3 separate regions of the Homo sapiens genome follow, and all the other regions are linked to region 2. A link is a contact called in ENCODE Hi-C or POLR2A ChIA-PET data. All regions are on one chromosome and are shown on one strand. The core of a region is the stretch at or near the end of the contact, and the rest is flanking DNA. Distances in the headings are between cores, read along the strand shown. Region 1 holds the start of NAGS (N-acetylglutamate synthase). Region 2 holds the start of ETV4 (ETS variant transcription factor 4). Region 3 holds the start of FAM215A (family with sequence similarity 215 member A).

Region 1 (4,288 bases), core at 239-2,738, 460 kb before region 2:
CCCCGATGGGGCACAGGATGGGGATGCTGCCCGACTCCAGGCACCACTGCAGCAGGTCTGTCTCCACCGAGACGATGCCGCCGTAGCTGTGGGCCAGACGTGGTGCTCGAGAGGGCCCCCTCCAGGCCTGCCGGACGGGGCAGGGCGGGCAGAGTAGCACGCTCTGAGGACGCCTGGGCGGGCAGGGCGGGCACTCACCTGGCATGGGGAGCCGGCTCGGCAGCGCGTAGCACAGACCCGCCGCCAAAAAATGGCACAGCAGCGGCGGCGTTGTGTCGAAGCGCGTCTACCAGCACCTTGCAGCTCTTGGCCAGCTGCGCCTTGGCCTCCCAGAAGGAAAGACAGCCCGAGGGAGCCGTAGGGGCCGGCAGCCCCAGGACCACCAGCGGCTTCATGTCCATGCGCTGCAAGAAGGCCAGGGCAAAGGCCAGACTGGATACGCCCTGCTGGCACTTGAGCACCTCCTCGTCCACCTGCGGAGGAGTGGGCTTTCAAGGAGCGTGACACGGACCTGAGCCGCTGGCTCCCACAGCCTGGCCTGCAGGGCCGTCTCGGTGACCCTACCCTTCCAGAAGCTGTCAGGACCCAGTTCTGGCCACCAGTGCCCACCTGCTCCGCCCTTTGCCCCGTTGGGTCTTGCCACTCCCTTGTCTCACGCTGGGGTACCTCCCGCCCTCCTCCCTCCGACCTTGGACTCCGGGACATCTTTGGGGGAGGGGCAGTGCAAGCGGCTCCTGTCCAGGTCCTTCTGAACCCCTAACTGCGCCCATGTTGGGGGCCTTCTTCAGAGCATCACACCTGGCGGGTGGGGTCCCCCAGGATCCTCACTCGGGCTGGGCGGGAGGCTTCCGGAGGAGCTTACGGCCTCTCCCATTCCCGGCGGCGCTGGTCTGGGCCCTGCCGGGCTCCTTCCCGCTTCCGCTGCGCAGAGCCCGCAGCGTATCCTGCCATGCCTGAGGACAGGTGGCCGCACAACCCCATCCCCTCGCTGCGTCACGGCCCACGCCGGGCTCCGCTCACCTCGATGACGGCGAAGGGCTTGTCCGCGGAGTGATGGCAGGTCTGGAACTGCGTGAGCCAGTGGCGCGCCTCCCCAGGGCTGGCCCCGCACTGGTTCAGGAAGGCCTGGATGTCCCGCTGCACCAGCGAGCGGCCCGAAGGAGGCTCTGGGGACTCGTGGGGCACCGGGGGCCTGGGACTCGGCACCCACGACGGCTCCTCGGCGACGGGCGACTGGGAGACGTCGTCCGCGCCCGCGTACTCCTCGGGCGGGGGCTGGGGCTGCGACCAGGCGGTGCTGAGCCGGCGCCCCGGGCTGGTGCCCCTCGCCGCCCGCCGCCGCGCGCCACAGCTCAGCCTTCGGGCGCCCCCAGTGCCTCCCCGGCCTCTCAGCCTCGGGGCTACAGCAGCTGCCCGCAGAACCACAGCCATCAGCGCCGTCGCCATGACGACAACCAACTCTTGCCCCCCAAGAGTGGCAGTCTGTCTGGAGCGTCTGGCACTGGGGGGCTCTTAACTTGCCGTTGGGCGGGGCTGGACCTGGTCGGGGCGGGGTCCGGACAGGGGACCAGGAGTCTCCTCTGGGTGCGTTTGAGGAGGGTCAGGCCATGAGTCAGGGGGCGGGGCCACTAGGCTCCCCCGCCCCTGGAGGAACTGAACCCACTATCGGTCATGGGGCCGAGACTAAATGTGGCGGGTTGTCTTTAATCTGCTGCCAAGGTAGGTTCCAGGGGCGGCTTTGGGAGTCTGCAGGGCCTTGGATGATTGGCATTCTGACCAGAGAAGAAGGGACTGTAGGTGGCTTTGAGCACAGGGCTGGGCAGGGGGCTGGAAGGAGGGCGCTGGAAAGAGTAGAAGAAGGGGGGCAGTGGGAGGGCGGGGGCGGGTGGTGCTGGCCTTGTCTGTCCTGTTGCCTGAGCTCAAAAAAGATCCTAATGAATGACCATGAGGTTACCAGGGTTTGCCAAACTCCAGTCACTGGGTACCAGCTTGAGGAATTCTGTGATATCCTCAAAACACCCCTCAAAACTTATAATACTTTAGTGTTAATGCTTTTCTTTATCGAATATCACATCTGGTAAAAATAAAATAAAATAGAGTTTTTTATTTTGGTTTTTGAGATAGGGTCTCACTCTGTTGTTGCCCAGGCTGCAGTACAGTGGTGCAATCATAGCTCACTGCAGCCTCCACCTCCCAGGTTCAAATGATCCTCCTGCCTCAGTCTCCCTAGTAGCTGGGACCACAAATGCACACCACCATGCCCAGCTGATTTAAAAAAAAATTATTTTTTTTGAAGACGGGTGTTCACCATGTTGCCCAGACTGTTCGTGAACTCCTGAGCTCAAGCAGTCCTCCCACTTCTGCCTCCCAAGGTGCTGGGATTACAGGTGTGAGCTACTTCACTCGACCTCTGTAACCCTTTTTTTTTTTTTTTTTTTTGTTTGTTTGTTTGTTTGAGATGGAGTCCCACCCTATTGCCCAGGCTGGAGTGCAGTGTTGCGATCTCGGCTCACTGTAATCCCCGCCTTCTGGGTTCAAGCGATTCTCCTGCCTCAGCCTCCTGAGTAGCAGGGATTACAGGCAGACACCATCACACCCGGCTAATCTTTGTATTTTTAGTAGAGACAGGGTTTCACCATGTTGGCCAGGATTGTCTCAAACTCCTGACCTCGTGATCCACCTGCCTCAGCCTCCCAAAGTGCTGGGATTACAGGCGTGAGCCACCACGCCCGGCCCTCTTTAACCTTTTTAAACTTAAAGTTTATCCATGTTAGGTCTGTAACTAGGCCAGTATCACTTGCCATAAGCCTTAAGAATCAAGTGAGGAGGCGGGTGGGTCATTTGAGGTCAGAAGTTCAAGACCAGCCTGGCCAACATGGTGAAACCCCATCTCTACTAAAAATACAAAAATTAGCCAGGCAGTAGTGGCATGTTTCTGTAATCCCAGCTACTCAGGAGGCCAGAGAATCACTTGAGCCTGGGAGGAGGAGATTGCGGTGAACTGAGACTGTGCCACTGCACTCCCGTCTGGGCGACAGAATGAGACCCTGTCTCAAAAAAATTAAAATTAAAATTAAAATCAAAATTAAAAAAGAATCAAGTGAGAGGAAAACAATGTTATTACATTCCATTATATTCCATCTGCATAGCTTGCCTGCTTTCTTGGTAACATGGAAGGTTAGCAGGTGCCATGTGTTAAAGATACCCTAGCACCAAGCAAAGCCTTCTGTGTGGTAGAGGAATAGCTAACACATGTCGAATGCTAGGCACTATGCAAAGGACTTCACAAATAGTCATTCATTTAATCCTCTCAGTGACTCCAGGATAGCTATTATCATTATTCCCATTTTACAGATGAGAAAATGGAGGTACAGAAATATGTGAGGATCAGGGTCACTCAGCTCACAAGCCGTGGAGCTGGTCTAGGAAGCAGTTCTGCTCCAGATCCATGCTGTTAAGCAAGTTTTGGAAAGGAGTTGAAAGGCTTGAAAACATTCACAGGATATGATTCAATGTTACTTCATACTGTGTCCATGTGCTGGGCACTGTCAGCTGCACACATCCTGCCCTTGGGTACACTCTGATCCAGTCAGACCCTCTGTTGTTGTAGAGGGGGAAAGAGGACCCTCTGTTGTTGTAGAGGGGAGGTGACCTGGCCAAGGTCACACAGCTCGTCAGTGGCATGGCCAGACCCTAAGCACCCTCAGTTCCTACCCCTGCTCCTCCCTGCTTTCTTGCACGTGGTTTTGTCTCCCCATGCTGGAGTCCTGACACCTGGGGCTCTGCCTTTTTGGGGAGCAGGGCTTGGGCTACTTCCCTCCTGAGGAGTCTCCAGGGGAGGCCGAGTGAGTGCGCTTACCCGTTTCTGGGATCTTCCCCGCAGTCCCCCACCCCTCGGACACACTGTCCCGGGGGGGAGACTCTGTAGTGGAAGGAGGGGCTGACATAGGACCTCCTCATTGAGTTTTTTTGTTTTCCCACTTAGAAATCTTGGGTTCCAAGGCAAAGCATGAAGCAATGGCGTGGAGGGGCTGCACCCCCTACCTGGTGGGGCCACCTCCAGGGCCTTCTTTCTCTTCCCTCTTTACTCTCAGGCCCGGCCACACACACACTTCTCAGAATCCACTGGAGGAGGAGGTCTTAGCCTCCAGGGGCATAATAGTTTTCCTCTCCAAACTCCTTCAACCCAAATGTGCTTCTCTTTCCCTAGGCTGCAAGGCCAGCTCTTCATCACAGCAGGCCACCCCTGCTGACCCCTCTCCACTCAGAATTCCTTCTTGTCTCTGTC
Region 2 (3,779 bases), core at 786-3,285:
AACAAAAACAAAAAAACTCAGAACCAGAGGGGCACTGGCATCCCTAGAGAGGTCCCATCCTACTGAAGTGCCCAGTACCAACTTAAAGACCTACTGGACTCTTCTTCGTTGTCATGGAGACCACATCAAAGCTGCCTTCCAGGAAGAGCCCTCTGTCCTCCTCTCCACTTCTCTTGGCCAGAACTCACACTTGTCTCTAAACTGGTTCCATCCAGCCCAAAGCTGGGATTTGCTTGGGCTTGTTTCTCCTTCCTTGGGCAGGGTTCCTGCTAAGCTCAATTAATTTGGTCTTTATTGTACCTATTCACTACACAAGCATTTCATGCCACCCTCATAAGCATGCTAACAGGCTGAGGAGGACTTTCAGAGGCAAATGAGCTCTGGAGAGCTCTCCATAGATAAGGATGTCTATACCATGAGGCAGGATGAAAAACATCCACACCAGAGATATAGTCAAGAATGTTGTATATGGCTAAAGGAACTGATTCAGGCTATCATGGAAGGCTTCCTGGAGGAGAGGGACAATAGACATGAGCCTTATAGAATATTACAGCACCTATAGAAAGGGAAGTTTACTTCCATTTGCACAAGCAGATCTCATGGAATGAGCCCTTATGAACACTAAACAGCAATTGTATGTTTTAGCCTTAGTTCTGGCCAGACAGGCCCAAAGAGCTTACATGTGTCATTTCCTTCTCTGAAACTCCACTGCCTCATCTGTAAAGTGGCGGGTGTTAGGTTAGATGAATTTGGGAAGCCACTCCTGCTGGCCTGGCATTTGAACATTCTTTTGTGTTTATCACAAACAGGCAGGATAAAAAATCAGGCTGTCCTCAAAGGAGTGCATAGGCTGGAGACATAGAGAATTGTCTCAGCAAAAAGGCCTTTGAGGATTCATGTCCTTTGTGCCCCCATGGCCACAGCCCAAGCACCCCAGGTCCCCTCAGATGTCTGTCTTGGACATAGCTGCTTGCCTGGAACCCAGCACTGTATCTGACACGATAAATGTTTATTGAAAGAAGTGGTGAATGGATGAGATGACAGAGACTATGACCAGCTTCTTAGCTAAAACTGAAACCCATCCTGCCTCCAGATCATCAGAACCTTTGGGGCTTTTGCTCCTTTTGCTGGCTCTCAGATAAGAGGGAAGATGGCTGAGAGGGAGCTACACTTTCGGAAATCATCTACCCTGGGGCTTCTGGTTTCTGCTGCAATCAGTAGAAAGTGGGTCACAAAACAGCTCTGCAGAGAACAGACCCTTGAGGAAAAGCCTGGATTCTGTGCCAGTTTACATTTATTGATCACCTACTGTGTATCAGTTGTCACATAGCTTAACTCATTTAATCATGGCTTCAGAGGGGTGTACAGGAGAGTGTGAGGGATTTGAGGCTGTAAACCCCAGAGGTGCTGACTAGCTGAGTGACCTCAGGAGAGTTACCATCCCTCTCTGAGTTTCATTTTTAATATCTGTAAGATACAAACGATCCATTTCGCCGGGTTATGGGAACGAAATGAGCACGTGGAAGCGGAGCGCTTCATAAATGCTAGTTATTATTGTTCCTCTGGGCACACAAGCCCGGTCGCCTCCCTCCTGGGCGCACACAGACATGTTCATACTCCCACGTACACGCAGATGCAGAGACGTGTGCAGACGCCAGCCGGAGGAGCACGCGGCGCATCAGACCCAAGACCGTGGCGAGACGGTGAAGAAGCCGCGGGGTCCTCGGCTTCTCTCTTTTTCTCTCGGTTCTTTATGAATGAACTCCAGCCGCGAGTTTTATTTTTTTATGAATGGGAGCCGGAGCACTGAATGAAGCCGGGAGCCAACCCCTACATTCTGATTGGCCCCCGCGGCTGGGAAACTCCGCCCCCCGGCCAGGCCGGACGACTCTCCGGATTGGCGGGCGTGCCCAGCCCTGGGGTTCCATTCACAAAAGTCAATGAAACAAAGGGAAACGGGGGGCGGTGTGGCGGGGCGGGGGGTGGAGAGCTGAGGCCGAGCGAAGGAAATGCACCAATCAGCTGCTCCCCCGGGCTCACAACTGTCTGCTGCGCCCGAAAAACAAGTCGGTGCGCTGGGGACCCGGGGCCGGGGCCGCCTTACTCCGGCCTAGCCCCGCGGCCCTCGGTGCGGGCTCCAGGGCATGCTCGGGACCCCCCGCGGCTCCAGCCCAGACGCCCCGGCCTCAGGTGAGGCTGCGGGAGGGAAAGGGAGGGAGAGTGTCTGTGATTCCCCGCCTCGCCTCCAATGCACACCACACTCACTCTCACCACCCGCCTCCGCAGATTCCAGGGCGGGGGTGGGAGGTGCTGGGATTCAGGGTTGGAGGGGGCGCGGGAGTTGTGGGCATGCGATGGTGTGCGCTTCGCCTGCTCCTCCGCGCGCGCGCGCGTACACACACACACACACACACACACACACACACACACACACACACACGTTCTTATGTAACCGAGCCCGGGTAAAGCAGGGCTGCAGAAAGCAGAAACGGCGAGCCCGGCTCCTGGGAGCAGGTGGGACCTCCTTTGGCCTTTGGCGGGAGGGGAGTGGTGGTGGCGCTCGGCCTGGCAGGCGGAAACCTCGCCATCGCCCCAGTGAGTCGGAGAAGTTTCGCCGTCGGACCCAGAGCCTTGGGACTGCCCCCTCCCCGCCCCCATCGCAGCCCTCCCTGGACGGTGTGCGAACGCAGCCCCCTCCCCCACCAGGTCTCGGCCCCCGCTTGGGGCCCCGGCCGTGCGGCCGGAGGGAGCGGCCGGATGGAGCGGAGGATGAAAGCCGGATACTTGGACCAGCAAGTGCCCTACACCTTCAGCAGCGTGAGCGCCGCGCCGGCCTCCACGCCCGCCCCGCCCCGCACCCAGCCCCTACTCTCACCACAGCCCCCCTCCCCGCAGTCCCAGCGGAGTCCTGGGCTGCCCCGCCCCTGAGTCACCCGAGGACCCCAACCTCGTCCCCCAGACTAAGCGCCTCAGGGTGACTCGCGGGCATTCTCCCCGCTTCTCGCAGAAATCGCCCGGAAATGGGAGCTTGCGCGAAGCGCTGATCGGCCCGCTGGGGAAGCTCATGGACCCGGGCTCCCTGCCGCCCCTCGACTCTGAAGGTAAAGAGCAAGAGAGACAAACCGCGACCCTCCTCCGCCACACACACACACACACACACACACACACACACACACACACGGCCGATTCTGGAACCCCCGCCTGTTTCCCCAAAAAACTCGCCCTCCAAGGGATTTTGGTCATTCTTCTCGGTCCCTACTCCCAAGGCAGGGGAGTCACCGGGTCTTGCTAGGGCCCCTTCTCTCTTACCGTCCCCTCCACCTCACCTCCAATTCCACTATTTACCCCTCAGATCTCTTCCAGGATCTAAGTCACTTCCAGGAGACGTGGCTCGCTGAAGGTGAGTAGTTTTGTGACCTTTTCTATTTTGGGAGGCTGGACAGGGGGACACTCCGTAGCCCCTGGTATTCCACCCTAAGCCCTACACTTCTCCTCTCCCTTCCCTGCCTCAAGGAGTTCTCCAAGGCCCTCTCCCCAGGTCCCTTGCCACTCTACTCACCCCAGCACCCAGCGTGGACACTTATATTGATATTTATTTTCTCTACCCTGAGCCAGGCTTGTGTAACTAGGCTTGAGGATGAATCAGACCATTGTGTGGGGTATTTGCTTATTTGAATGGAACTTGGCCCCAGGCCCATTTTCCTGGTTGAAATTTTCATTTGTAAAGTTTGTTTTGCAGAAGCCGCCAGGCCAAGGTGCATGTTGGGGTGTTGTTGGTG
Region 3 (4,239 bases), core at 1,272-3,771, 370 kb before region 2:
AATTTCCAAGGGTTTTAGGAGCTTTGTGTTAGGAACTGGGGGCAGAGACCAATATATATTTATATTTCTTTTTATGTTACACTACCCCAGATAGGAAAACAGAAATTACTCTAGATATTTCAAACAAATAGGGGTTGTATATAGGCAATTAGTGCTTATCACTGGAGGGGCTAGAGATGGTGAAGGTTGGGGGGAGGGGGTTGCACCACTGGCTTTCAGGCTACTTTACCACAGCTGATTTCCAGAGGATGGAAGAAGTCAGAAAACTTGGGAAACCGCTGCTGAGGTCCTTGCAGCCCCACAGTCCCCAGGCTGGTGACTGGTGGGGGAGTATGGAGTCCAGCTGATCACCAGAGGCCTGCACGCCTGCTGCTACGGGGGAAGAAAGGATGACTTCTACCTCCTTTCCACATTCCAAATTCCATGTGACTACATTTTATTGGCAGCACCCTGCTGGCAAGCGAGCCTTGATGTGTGCTTCCTGGGCTCCGGCACCTGCACAGAAAGGGCTGAAATTGGTAGGTGTTTGGGTGTCCGAGGGTTTGCAAAAGAAGAAGGCATGGAGTCTATGGTGGAGTCACATGGTGGAGATCTAGCTAAGTCAGAGGCCTGGAGAGGTGTCATTCTAGCTGGGCGGCAGGTGACACACAATCATCCCGAGTTGATTGGAAAAACACCTGGGATTGACCCGGAGTTTGTTCTGGAATGTTTTCACTGGAATGAAAGCTGAGCGGTCCGCAGGCCATATAGTATTGGAGAAAACATAGCCCTCATTCAAAAAGGCTGCCAGAGAAAAGGTGTCCACAAGGAAATTCAGGGGTTTTGTTTGTTTGTTTTGGGATTTTTTCTGGAGACAGTCTCACTCTGTCACCCAGGCTGGAGTGCAGTAGTGTGATCTCAACCTCCACCTTCCAGGTTCAAGTGATTCTCCTGCCGTAGCCTCCCAAGTAGCTTGGATTACAGGCACCCACCACCACACCCAGCTGATTTTTATTTTTATTTTTTGTAGAAACAAGATTTCACCATGTTGGCCAGGCTGGTCTTGAACTCCTGACCTCAAGTGATCCTCCTGCCTTGGCCTCCCAAAGTGCTGGGATTACAGGTGTGAGCCACCACGCCCAGCCAGGAAATTCAGTTTCTGAAAATACACCTGTGGATCTCTAGCCTTGAACATCCTTGTGTGCTGCTTTAAATGGCTGATCCTCAATGCCTCCCTTCCAACTCACACACGCTCGCTCCCCTACATCAATCTCCCAGAAAAAGGAACCTATTTTATTCTTTTCTTTTCTTTTTTTTTTTTTTTTTTTTTTTTAGAGACAGGCCTCACCTTGTTGCCCAGGCTGGTTTTGAACTCCTGGCCTCAAGTGATCCTCCGGCCTTGGCCTCCCAAGTTACTGAGTTCACAGGCGCGAGCCACCACGACCAGTGAAGCCTATATTAAGCCCTTTTATGCTCACTCTGCGATACTGCAGAGAGGGCAGGGAGGAAGCAGAGGTGCCCTGGCATCTTCAGCTGGCGGTGAGCAGGGCGCTGAGGGTGGGAGAGGCCGGGCGCCTGGGGATGGGAGGCAGGACCGCACCTTCACAGGGATGCTGCCACCCTACCCCGGAGGTCAGGGCCTCTCGCCCAGCTCTGGCTCTGAGGTCCTGGAGGGAGGGAGATGCTGTTGCGACTCAGAAGATCAGGGGAGGGCCACCCCCATTCGAGAAAAGTGAAAATCCTGAGCCTGAAGCAGAAGTGGAGACGGTTGGAGCGGAGGCTTCAGAGGGTGGCGTTGGGAAGAGGGTCTGGCGCCGCCGTGTGGACTGTTCGGGCTCACGGGGCTGAAGGCTCCGAAGACCGAGACCTGTGAACCGTGGGGAGGCTCCATGCGGATGGGGGCCACAGCCCCCGCCGGAGCCCCCACACTAGCCCTGGACTTCTCCACCGGCTTACGACATGATAGCTCAATAAGCTCCTTATTTAACGCACTGTTGTATCAGGTCCCTGTCGCAGCCACTGGCCCTATAGCCTAATAAAGGAGCGGGTGCACGCATTGGATTGGTGAGCTACCGCCACAGCAACAAGTCCTAATCAACCATCCCAAACGGTGGCTGGAACAAGGTTCTCGCAGGCCTGTGCTTGGGCTTGAACGCTGGGCCGGCCGCTGCGCTCTGTGGCTCCCTGCAGACCTGCGGATCGGCCAGGGGGCTCCGATCCTTTTGGGCCGTGGCTGAAGAAGCAGCGGCTGCACCAGAGAAGTCCTTCTGGGTGAAGGTGGAAGCGCACAGGGACCGCGGAACCGCCCAAGGCGTCTTCCGGCGTAGGCTCAGAACTGGCAGGCTTTCGTTTCTGCTTCATTCCATGGCCAGAGCAAGCCACGTGGGCAAGCCCGAAACCAGGGGGCGGGAAAGTACCCTCCACCCACAAGGAAACCATGGCAAGCGGTGGTTGCAGGTAGGGCTGAGGAATTGGGGCCGATAGTTCTATCTATCCCGGTGAGTGAGGAGACCTGCTTTGGGGGTTGCACAGTCTGGGTCTGCCCTTGCAGTGGTATCTGTCTCTGTGAAGACTCCACCACGGGTCGCCATCAGGTCAGAGACCCTGACAAGGTAAGAATTTGCATTTTCCTCTGCACACAACCCTGTTCCCTTCCCCTCCGCATGCCTAACACAACACTCCCTTCCCCCCCATGCCTAACAGAGAGAAAGGAGAGAGACAGTTCTTGAGCCCGGTTCTTCCTGCTTGAGCTTGGTGTGTCAACCAAAAGAGTCAAACTCTGTAAAATATTTGAAGGGATTTATTTTGAGCCTACTATGCATGACCAATGGCCCATGACAGCCTTCAGCAGATCCTGAGAACATGTGCCCAAGGTGATCAGGCCACAACTTGGTTTTATGTGTTTCAGGGAGACATCGGACATCAATAATATATGCGACATGTACAGTGGTTTGATCTGGAAAGGCTGGACAACTGGAATGGGGTTGGGGAAGTGGACGACTTCCAGGTTATAAGTAGATCGAAAGATTTTCTGATTGGCAATTGGTGGAAAGAGTTAAATTACTGTCTAAAGACTTAAAATCAACAGAAAGGAATGTTTGGGTTAAGATAAGAGATTGTGGAGACCAAGGTTTTATCACGCAGGTGAAGCCTCCAGGTGGCAGGCTTCAGAGAGAATAGACTGTAAATGTTTCCTTTCAGACTTAAAGAGTCTGTTCTATCAGTAAGTCCAAAAGGAGGGATCGTATAATTAGGCATGACTGGGCTCCCCTTCCCATCATGGCCTGAACTAGTTTTCAGGTTAACTTTGGAATGCCCTTTGCTGAGTGGAGAGGAGGAGTCCATTCAGATGGTTGGGTGAGCTTAGAATTTTATGTTTGGGTTTCAGTTGGCATCCAGTATCCCTTCCCCCAAGTTTGGGGCCCCTCCCAAAGGAGATAGGCCTGGGTCTCTCCTCACATCCTTGGGGGTCTCAGAACTGCAGACTCAAACCTTTTGCCTCAAGGAATCCCTTTGATGATTTGCATAAACCCTTGGGAGGCTGCAGGGGGGCTGCTCTGGAGCTGAGACACAGCGAGTCAATCTCCCTCCATCCCCCTTTTGTCTTGTTCTCACCCTGAGGCTGCAGGCCTCAAGTTTTTTGGCTGGATTCTTCCCAAAGCAGGTTGGGGGTGCAGGTACTGTAATCACCTGATGGGTTCTTCCTGCCTACTGCACAGACAAAACCAATCCACTGAGACCATGGCATTGCAGTAAAGAAAGAGTAATTGACACAAGGCCGGGCACACAGGAAATAGTTATTACTCAAATCGGTCTCCCCCAAAACTTGAAGATTAGTTTTTCAAAGATAGTTTGGTGGGCAGGGTCTAGGGTAGGGTAGAGGTGCTGCTGATTGGTTGGGCATGCAGATATAGGGGTATGGAAAATGGTCCTTGAATGCTGAGTCTGCTTCTGGTTGGCAGCCACAGGACTGGTTGAGTCACGAGTCTCGATGGAGCCAGAAATGCATAAAGAAACATCTTTCCTTATGCAGATGTTGATCAGCTGTGCTTACACATTCCTTTGTAAGGACAGGACAGTCTCCCCTAAGTTAGGGGACAAAAGTGACTCCTACTGATGGCATTAGCTCTGCCCCTACTCTCAGATGCAATGCCAGGGACTGTGAGGACTAGAGACCCTGGAGCTGCTGGCTGGGTGTGGTCGGGGGCCAGTTATCAGCCTCTCTGAACTCCATGTCCTTAGTACTAAACAGAAGCCCCT

The links. A loop is a pair of places that touch in the nucleus more often than their neighbours do. ChIA-PET counts read pairs that join two places held with the same protein, here RNA polymerase II (POLR2A). Pooled maps may share reads with other maps.
Region 1: a map of naive thymus-derived CD4-positive, alpha-beta T cell shows a loop between it and region 2 (14-fold over the local background). The contact joins the promoter of NAGS here to the promoter of ETV4 in region 2. A Hi-C loop is called at or near these places in 1 of 168 maps with a recorded cell type or tissue (naive thymus-derived CD4-positive, alpha-beta T cell), 2 of 37 single-sample maps with no recorded cell type and 9 of 50 pooled maps. POLR2A ChIA-PET finds 5 or more read pairs at or near these places in 1 of 52 experiments (HepG2).
Region 3: a pooled map shows a loop between it and region 2 (3-fold over the local background). The contact joins the promoter of FAM215A here to the promoter of ETV4 in region 2. A Hi-C loop is called at or near these places in 1 of 50 pooled maps. POLR2A ChIA-PET finds 5 or more read pairs at or near these places in 2 of 52 experiments (CD8-positive, alpha-beta T cell and activated CD4-positive, alpha-beta T cell).

What each region holds. Positions count from the first base shown.
Region 1 is chr17:44,001,822-44,006,109 of GRCh38, reverse strand. It overlaps NAGS (N-acetylglutamate synthase), which reads right to left and starts at 1,488. Exons shown (of 7, transcript NM_153006.3): 1 at 1,021-1,488; 2 at 199-473; 3 at 1-86. The coding sequence starts at 1,446. It also overlaps a transcript of PYY not described here. RefSeq lists an enhancer at 1-565.
Region 2 is chr17:43,544,596-43,548,374 of GRCh38, reverse strand. It overlaps ETV4 (ETS variant transcription factor 4), which reads left to right and starts at 2,035. Exons shown (of 13, transcript NM_001079675.5): 1 at 2,035-2,190; 2 at 2,707-2,817; 3 at 3,008-3,101; 4 at 3,353-3,400. The coding sequence starts at 2,758. It also overlaps a transcript of DHX8 not described here. RefSeq lists enhancers at 1,610-1,769, 1,891-2,668, 2,669-3,446 and silencers at 1,860-1,909, 1,930-2,069, 2,120-2,239, 2,690-2,739, 2,780-2,839.
Region 3 is chr17:43,915,490-43,919,728 of GRCh38, reverse strand. It overlaps FAM215A (family with sequence similarity 215 member A), which reads right to left and starts at 2,521. Exons shown (of 1, transcript NR_026770.1): 1 at 1,742-2,521. LOC105371787 (a long non-coding RNA gene) reads left to right here and starts at 2,505. Exons shown (of 2, transcript XR_001752898.2): 1 at 2,505-2,591. It overlaps LOC107985086 (a long non-coding RNA gene), which reads right to left and starts at 882. Exons shown (of 2, transcript XR_001752899.2): 1 at 230-882. RefSeq lists enhancers at 1,057-1,877, 1,878-2,699.